3 separate regions of the Homo sapiens genome follow, and regions 2 and 3 are each linked to region 1. Evidence: chromatin contacts called from ENCODE Hi-C or POLR2A ChIA-PET data. All regions are on one chromosome and are shown on one strand. Each heading gives the region's core, a stretch centred on a gene start or an enhancer-like site at or near the end of the contact. The rest is flanking DNA. Distances are from core to core; before and after follow the strand shown. Region 1 holds the start of SUCNR1 (succinate receptor 1). Region 2 has its middle 31 kb from the start of LINC02917. Region 3 holds the start of MBNL1 (muscleblind like splicing regulator 1).

What was found. A loop is a pair of places that touch in the nucleus more often than their neighbours do. ChIA-PET counts read pairs that join two places held with the same protein, here RNA polymerase II (POLR2A). Pooled maps may share reads with other maps.
Region 2: a loop to region 1 is called in a map with no recorded cell type, with 2.8 times the contacts of the local background. The contact joins the enhancer-like site here to the promoter of SUCNR1 in region 1. A Hi-C loop is called at or near these places in 11 of 37 single-sample maps with no recorded cell type and 4 of 50 pooled maps. POLR2A ChIA-PET finds 5 or more read pairs at or near these places in 1 of 52 experiments (activated CD4-positive, alpha-beta T cell).
Region 3: a loop to region 1 is called in a map with no recorded cell type, with 8 times the contacts of the local background. The contact joins the promoter of MBNL1 here to the promoter of SUCNR1 in region 1. A Hi-C loop is called at or near these places in 9 of 37 single-sample maps with no recorded cell type and 2 of 50 pooled maps.

What each region holds. Positions count from the first base shown.
Region 1 is chr3:151,872,258-151,875,091 of GRCh38, reverse strand. It overlaps SUCNR1 (succinate receptor 1), which reads right to left and starts at 1,449. Exons shown (of 3, transcript NM_033050.6): 1 at 1,386-1,449. All of the region lies in intron 1 of AADACL2-AS1 (AADACL2 antisense RNA 1), which reads left to right.
Region 2 is chr3:152,235,451-152,238,246 of GRCh38, reverse strand. No RefSeq gene overlaps it. Among named protein-coding and RNA genes, the nearest start is that of LINC02917, 31 kb to the right of the region's middle. Within about 2 kb of position 1,311, at least 3 of the 41 ENCODE cell types and tissues checked have a DNase peak (open chromatin) inside an H3K27ac peak, as active enhancers do.
Region 3 is chr3:152,267,524-152,270,390 of GRCh38, reverse strand. MBNL1 (muscleblind like splicing regulator 1) reads right to left here and starts at 1,462. Exons shown (of 10, transcript NM_021038.5): 1 at 1,299-1,462. MBNL1-AS1 (MBNL1 antisense RNA 1) reads left to right here and starts at 765. Exons shown (of 2, transcript NR_027038.1): 1 at 765-963; 2 at 1,319-2,867. RefSeq lists silencers at 1,015-1,124, 1,525-1,574, 1,625-1,684 and enhancers at 575-1,416, 1,875-1,974, 1,417-2,259.

The DNA of each region.
Region 1 (2,834 bases), core at 200-2,699:
AGAAGCAATATCTAATTTACTCACATAAGCAGACCAATAATACTTAACTTGAAAATGTTTTTTACTTTAAATATATTCAGCCTTTTGAAAATCTGCATTTTTGAAATTTACTTTAAAATATATATGTGATAGTTTCTTAGCTTTTTAATTGTTTGTTTTTATAGTCATCACAATTAAACAAATAACATTTGTAAAATGTTTACTTTTAAGTGCTACCTTAAGGCAAATTTACATGGTAACATGAGAATTTTTTTTAACAAATTACTTTTTTGATTACTAAATAATTTGAGCAAAAATATATATTCACACTGAAAAGATATAATAATTTAACATTTGTAACTTTATTTTTATGTATTCCATACATTACACCAGAAATTAAGGTATTAAAAAGTAATAGTATGGCACAAATTGTGTATTAACTTCTTTAAGAATACCACACACATTTTGAAAAGTTATGGAAGGTAGAATAGAAATGGTTTCTGCAATTTTTCATTTTTCCTAAGTAAATTAATTATTGGGTAATATCATTTTTACACACATAAATGTTAAATTTAATTTTTAGGATGCCTGAAAATTCCCCCAAATACATTATTTTCTAAACATAAAAATATTATGCCCCAGCACAGTGGCTCATGCCTGGAATCCCAACACTTGGAGAGGCCGAGATGAGTGGATCACCTGAGGTCAGGAGTTTGAGACCAACCTGACCAACATGGTGAAACTCCATCTCTACTAAAAAATCCAAAAAAAATAGCCGGGCGTGGTGGTGGGCGCTTGTAATCCTAGCTACTCTGCAGGCTGAGGCAGGAGAATTGCTTGAACCCCAGAGGCGGAGGTTGCAGTGAGCCAACACATGCTGTAAATGTGTCACTCTGGCACTCAGACACTCTAGCCTGGGTGACAAGAGTGAAACTCTGTCTTAAAAAAAAAAAAAAAAAAAAAAAATATATATATATATATATATATGTATGTATATGTGTGTGTGTGTGTGTGTGTGTGTGTGTGTGTATGTATCAAATACATGATTGTTTCAAATCATTTAGGAACTTTAATTTTTCCCCATAAGTAGTTATATTTATTTAGGTAAATCCAATTACTATTTTGTTGAAATATAAGTTGTTGAGATGTTAGCAAATATAATAAATCCTTTTACATAAAATAAAATTAGTATTTGACAACTAAAAGAAGACAGTTAATTTGTTGAAAAATAAACGTAGAGATAAAAATGACTTTTTTTTTTCAATTATTTTGCTGTTTTACATCTATTTATAAAGAATTAATTTAAACACTTAATACTGAAAACCTTAATTGCTCACAGGTCACCTTTAGAAGGAAATCTGGCCTTACTTTATACACTGAGAGGCACAATTTGCCATGTAGCTTACCATTCTGTTGGAAGACTTGATCCCTTGACAGGAACTCTGCCAGCAGCTGGATATAGCTTCTGACCCAGTGTTGTGCCACTGGACATGGTTATTACAGTGTCCTATTTGCATATCCTATTTGCATATCCTGCAGCCAAGATTAATAATTCAAAAGCCCAGGAATAATTTATTCAGTCAAACCTCCCAGTCAGAGATGTTCATGCAGAGGAATTTTTGTGAGGCTTTTATTTTCACATTCACATTTATTTTATTTTCACATGCAGTTTTGCAATTGAATGACAAAAAACAAGTAACTCATTTCACAGGAAACACATTTACCAAATAGATTTTTAGAAAAACACTGTTGAACTTATTTTATCCACTACCAAAGCAACAGAGAAGCATTCCTTATTTTCATTTTATTTGCATATTTACACAATAAGAAGTGGTAAATACTGCTTATATTGGGAATACAGTTGCCTCTGCTTTTCTTCTTTTTTAAAATTAATTTTCTTAGTGAATTCTGTATTGAGAATATAATAACGAAACCTCTGTTTTCAATAACTTTGAGGGAACTATAAAACTGAAATTTTAAAGGGAAACCTGGATATATGCTATGTTGGTGTACTAGCAAAAAGATACTAGAGCTTCAAGTTATTTTCCATTTTATTTTCTGTGCTTAAAATCAAGAAACACATAAAAGATACATCAGATAGCTAGGGATTAGGGAGAGAGATGCTAAGTAAAATAACCTTAATAGATGGCAATTTATATATCCCAATCAATGCTCTGAAAAACATCTGGAAGTACATTACCACCATTTCAGACAGGAAGCACACCTGGCTTTTTCCAAGCATTATATTAGGTTTAGATTCAAGTAAACACTCAGTCTTCTTGATGTGAAGCATAGGGATTATACTAAGAAAGCCCATAATTGTGCAGGCAGCAGTAATTCAATTTAAATGCTATGTAAGTTGAATATTGAGTTAGCAATGACAGGCAGAAGCCCAAAAAGAAGCTCTGTTACAGGCATCCTCCTAACTAAGCATTTCTCCTCACCAATATCTGACAGCTTAAAAACTCAGGAACTCAAAATATATGTATGTATATATACACATACATATATACATACATATGTGTCTATATTACACACTTTATATACATGTGTAAAATATATTTATACATGTATGAATATTTATGTATACAAACATGTGCATTTACATGAAATAAAAATATCTATAATTTGTTGAGTTCTTGTGATGTGGCAGGCAGGTATTACACTAAGTACCTTTATGCATCAAATGCATATAGTAATCCTCTGAGGTTGTTATTATTTAAGATTTTTCTCATTTTGCAGATTAAAAAGCTAAGGTTCAGAGAGGTCAATTAACTTTCTCAAGATTGCAGAATCAATAACGGGAGGGACCAGAGCTTAAGCCTATGTACTTGGATTCTAAAAGCACCGACTCT
Region 2 (2,796 bases), core at 62-2,561, 360 kb before region 1:
GCAACACCTCTAAATACTCCCTTCATTAAACTATATGAAATCGATCATTTAAAATATACCACTTCAAGCAGACATTGCTCAAGATTTACATTAGCCCTCGCTGGGCACAGTGGTGTGTACCTGTAGTCCTAGCTACTCGGGAAGCTGAAGCAGGGGGATCACTTGAACCCAGGAGTTCAGGTCCAGCCTGAGCAAGAAAGCAAGGTTCTAAAGGGGGAAAAGCAAGGTTAAAAAAAATATACATTAGTCCCGTCATACAATTAAATTATACACTTGAATTGGAAACTGATCTGCTAGAAGGTGTACCGTTTCAGGGGAAACGCAAAGGAGAGTTACAGAACATGTCCTAGGCTAGCCAAATCAAGAATTGGCTCAGAAAGTGTAATGATTGAATTGACACTTGAGGATGAGTAGGACTTCATGGGTGTTTGAAAGGGGAGGGGACAAATTGGAAAAGGCATGAAAGTCAGAGAAACAGAATCATATTCACGGAGCTACATGTAGTATCCTATTTGGGAGGCATAAACTGGAAGGGTTGGGAATGGGGTGGTGAAGGAGCACAACAGATGAAGCCAGAGAGAAAGGGGCTTCAGAAAATGGAGGGTGTTGTAAGGAACAGTGTCTTTTTTTTTTTTTTTTTTTTTTTTGAGATTGAGTTTCACTCTTGTAGCCTAGGCTAGAGTGCAATGGCGCGACCTTGGCTAACTGCAACCTCCACCTCCTGGGTTCAAGCGATCTTCCTGCCTCAGCCTCCCGAGTAGCTGGGATTACAGGCGCCCACCACCACGCCTGGTTAATTTTTGTATTTTAGTAGAGATGGGGTTTCATTATGTTGACCAGGCGTCTTATATGTCTTCCGAAGAAGAAGAAGAAAAAACTTCTAGTGTGAACAATCAGCTTTTTTGGGTGTCTGTGTTTTTTCCTACCCATTAATGATTCTCTTTCTTCTGGTGACAAGTTGTCACGATTTTCCTCTGAGGAACAGGCCCTTCTTTGGTATCACTGCATGTGAGGTGAGTGGCATCAATTTCCTCCTACACCAACATTGGTGTAAGCATATGACCAATGTCTGGGAAATAAGTTTAATTGTTTTCCTTTGACACAGTGATTGGTTCAAAGAGGAGCGTGTAATTCAAGCCAGCCAATAAGACTTACTTATGGAAATTTTAAGTTCTGCTTTTGCTGGGATTGGCTAGCTGTAAGAATTATATAAGCCTAAAACTGGGGACTACTGTGAGGAGAAAACCAGTAAAAGAATGAAGCCAACAGAGAGGAAAGCAGACCTGAGGGAAAGTGAGAAGAGGAAGAGGGTTCTGATGACATCATCAGAGTCTGTGACTCCAACTATGCCTGAATCCCTCTTCAGCTTGTTTTCATTAACTAAGCCAATAAATTCTTTCTTTTTTCTATAACCAGTTTGAATTAAACTTCTGTCACTTGCAACCAAAAGTCTTTTATAACAGGGAGGAAATCTGGAGGAAAGGGAATGTTTTATTTGAAGTGTAGAATGTCAAGAAAAGCAGGCTTTTTTATTGTCCTTAGACTAGCATTGTCTAAGAAAAACATAATGCAAACCATATGTATCATTAAAAATATTGTAGTCTCTACCTTAAAGAGAAAGAGGTGAAATAAATTTTAATAAAATATTTTATTTAACCCAATATATAAACAATGTTATCATTCAAATATGCAGCAATATAGAAAATCAGTTTCCCTTTTTAAATTTAAATTTAATTGATTAAAATTAAATATAATTAAAAATTCAGTTCTCAGTGGCATGATCATTGCTCACTGTAGCCTCAACCTCTCAGGCTCAAGCAATCCTCTTGCCTCTGCCTCCCAAGTAGCTGGGACTACAAGCATGCAACATCATGCCAGGCTTATTTATTTATTTGTTTATTTATTTGTTGAGATAGGGGTCTCACTATGTTGCTCAGGCTGGATATTTGATATTTTTTGAACAAAGAAATAATGGAAGCAAAACAATGCTTTTATAAAAATAATCTGACAGCTCCAGTATCTTTAAATCTTTCCTGATATCCCAGTCAAATTAATGCCTTTCTCTATAATCCTCTCACGTGGGGTCATAAGGACACATGCCAGGTTCTTCAGGGTCAGAAATGCTTAGTCATTTAGAATGCAGCAGCCATAGAAATAACTCATGCAGAGCAGGATTCTCTCAAGACCTAGCTCACCCATTCTTTTGTCCCTGATAGGATTTGGAACATCCCCATAGCATGAAGTGGCATTGGCTTTCTGATTTCTGCTTCTAGATCATCAGGGACAGTAGAAGACTGGAGTCAAATGTAAGATGCATGAATGATTAATAATACTCTTTCAAATGTATTCATTAACTAAAAGACCAATCCTGGTTTGAGACATGTTCAAACAGGAACACAAAGTCTTAGAATCAGGAAAATATACTATCTACTCTCTGCTCCAAAGGAGGAAAGTATGCTTCATTTTGTTGTTGTCTCAACTCAGTTCTTTGGCATATTAGGTACTGAAAAAAAAATTGTTTAATGTAACTAGTGAATTATAAAATACAAATAATAGTCTTTCTAATCTTCTTGGATAAATAATATAAAATAGAATTCTTTAAAAATAGTCTTCCATTTTTAATCTATTTAACATCTTTTAATAACTTTTTAAATTAAAATTTTCTGATCAACACTCCATTTTCTTTCTATTTTTTTATAAATGTGAAATTATTTAAAGATATAATACTTCTTACCTGGGACATTCATTACAATTTTAATCAAATGATATTGTAAGTTCCAAGAGTCTTCATGTCCT
Region 3 (2,867 bases), core at 213-2,712, 400 kb before region 1:
GGACATAGTGTCCACCGGTGTAGTATTTCAAAGCACGCTGCAGAGGGCTCGAAAGTCTAAAAGCATTAATTATGACTTCTCTCCTAGCGTATTAATTTAAGAAACTCCTCAGAGTATATGGCAGAGTTTGCCATCCATCTGCTATGACTTGTGCCTGTGCTGGTGGGCACACAAAGTGAAGTCAGCGGCAACAACCTTTCCGGCAGCTTCTTAACTTTAATCCTGGGGAGACATACTCCACGGAAATACACCCCAGAATCCCAACAGCCGCATACTCTCCCGGCCCCAGAGAGCCTTAAGAATACAATATTACTCTGGCAGCAACACCCCTGTAGTTGTAAAGTGCTGTGCGAGGGGAAGGCATAAGCGCCACCATATACCTGCTCGTGTTACAGGCTCTGGAATCAAAGTATTCTCACATGACACATTACTACCAATAACAGATTCCGGCTCCGTTTAAAAAAAAAAAAAAAAGTTGGGGGGTGGCTACATATTTGTCCTGCTTTTGTCTAAAAACCAGAACCCAAGTACTAACTACTTTTCATTCTTTTCAACCTTTCATGAAAGCAATTCAACCAACTGCGGCTCCACCCAAAGAGCTTCTATACTTACTTTTCTTACAGTTTTTGAGTGACGCACTACAAAACGATGAAAAAAAAAAGAAGAAGAAGAAAAGGAGGAGGCAGCCCTCTCCTACAGGGCGTCTTCCGCCCTGTAAACTTGGCAAAAGGCAAACTGGCCTGAAATACAGCACTCTCCATATAAGGCAGCCCAGCTAAACATGTCATGCGTAATTTATGGGTAGCAAGCAGAGAATTAACCTTTGCGTGCACATATTTGGCCCAGATGAAAACCGGGCGGGATGGCAGCCCCGGGGCCAGGGATGCGGGAGCCGCCGGGAAGACCCGCGCGCCGCTCGACTCAGAGGGACTCACACCTTCCCCCGACAAAGGTCATTAAGTTGTGAGTACACTTGCACGCACCTGTTTCTCTTCTCGCCCCCCTGTTTCTCCCTGGGTCCCGCTGGGCTGCCAAGCCGTGCGCGGGCTGTGCCGTGACAGCGTCCGCAGAGCCCGCGGCAGGGAAGGGCGCAGGAGCGGCTGCGGCTCACCCTCCCGCCTTCCCCCGGGCAGGAGGTGCTGAGGGACGCGAAACCAACTACCGCGAGCGGCCCGCCCCTGCCCGGGAGAACCGCGGCCGGCGAGCACCTCCTCGCACTTCCTCCTTCAGCCACGGGCAGACCCGCCGGAGTCCGAACAATGAAGCGGCGCGGGGAAACTGTGAAAATGGAAACTTACCTCTCACATTTTTTTTTCAGAGGCGGCCCCACTGTCGACCAAGTGCCCAAGGCATTGTGGGAGTCATGATTCCAAGATGCCCGCGACGGAAAATGGAACTTGTCAGCTCCTTGTCATGGGAGCATTGTGGGCGCCACAACTCATTCAGCTGCAGTGAAAAGACTGTTGCATGTCGCTGTGCAGCCTCTTATCGCCGAGGTCTGGCTTCCGCTGCTGCTGCGCGGCCCCTCCCCCGCCCGCCCAGCCCCACCAGGAAGCCCAGGGCGGACTCGTCGAGCTCCTAATGCACGCGGCGGCGAGAAAAACGCTCTTCAACTTTCCGCCGGCGCCCTCCCGCGCTTCCCCGGGCCACAGGGTCGCCTGTCAACCGGACAGAGCCCGCAAGAGCGGGTCATGGGCGGTCGCCCAGCGGCGCCGAGAGCAGGAGGAAGCCGGAGCCCGCGCGGGCGCCGTGGATCCCCTCGGCCTCCCGTTGGTATCTTCCATCTCATGCGTTCAGCATTGTAACCTCGCGGCGGGCGTGCAGACCGGACGCCCTCCCGCTTCTTCTACCGACTGCTAGGCACACCAGTGGGTTCATTTTGAAAGAGGCCCTTGCACCGGGCTTTGCAAGGAAGCCGGCAAGGTTAGATTGAAGGTTAGAAGCCAATTAGACTAGAATCCTGCGATCTGGTGAGACTGCCGCCTTAAAATGCACCAAACAGTTTTTGAACCTGGAGGGCTAACAGGCGGGAAAAACATCTGCAAGACTGCCACCGTGTATTTTTCTCAAGTAACAGGCTATCCACAGTTTTGGAATTCCTTAGTGAAACTGTCACACAGGCACAAACACATGTCAGCTTTCCTTCTAGTTTGTAAATAATATTTGTAATTTACAGGCCACTGTATTCCCAACTTTGCACCATGTGATTTAGAGAAAGCAAAGCTCCCTCTTTAAAAATAATATGTTACTTCTGAAATACCGGGATATTCCACGGCAAGTAAGCCATATTGTCGCCAGAGCAAATAAACCGCAGCCCCATATCATAATTCACTGGGTGCTATAAGATGTAACTTGGCTTTGCTTTGAATGGAAAGAATCCTGAACGTCTGTGATGTGATGAAGTTTTGGAGACTGGGGGCAGGATTTCCTTTGAATGTAAGGAATTCGGATAACTTGTTCAAGGATGATTCTAGTGAAAAACGTTTGTCCCATGTTTGTTGGGACAAAAATGCTGGATATGGTACAACATTCTTCCTGCAGGTTCGGTTTTGTTGAAGAGAGTGAGGCCAGCTCGAGGTGAAGGAAAAACATCAGAAAGGTGCTAAAGTGCAGAAATATCTTCCAGAGGCACTAATAGCCGACTTTAGTTCTTGACCTTTAGCTAGATCCACAAAGCACTGAGTTAAAATTGTACACTGATCCCTTCCAGAACAAATTAATTAATTAAATGGTGCCTCTTCCCAGCGTTAATCGTTTAAAAGGACTCAAGTACCCACACAGTTTAAGCAAACTAAAAGAACACTGACACTTTCTCAGAGAACAGGGATGGGAACTTTCTATCTGCCCATTAGTATCTACCCCAAGCT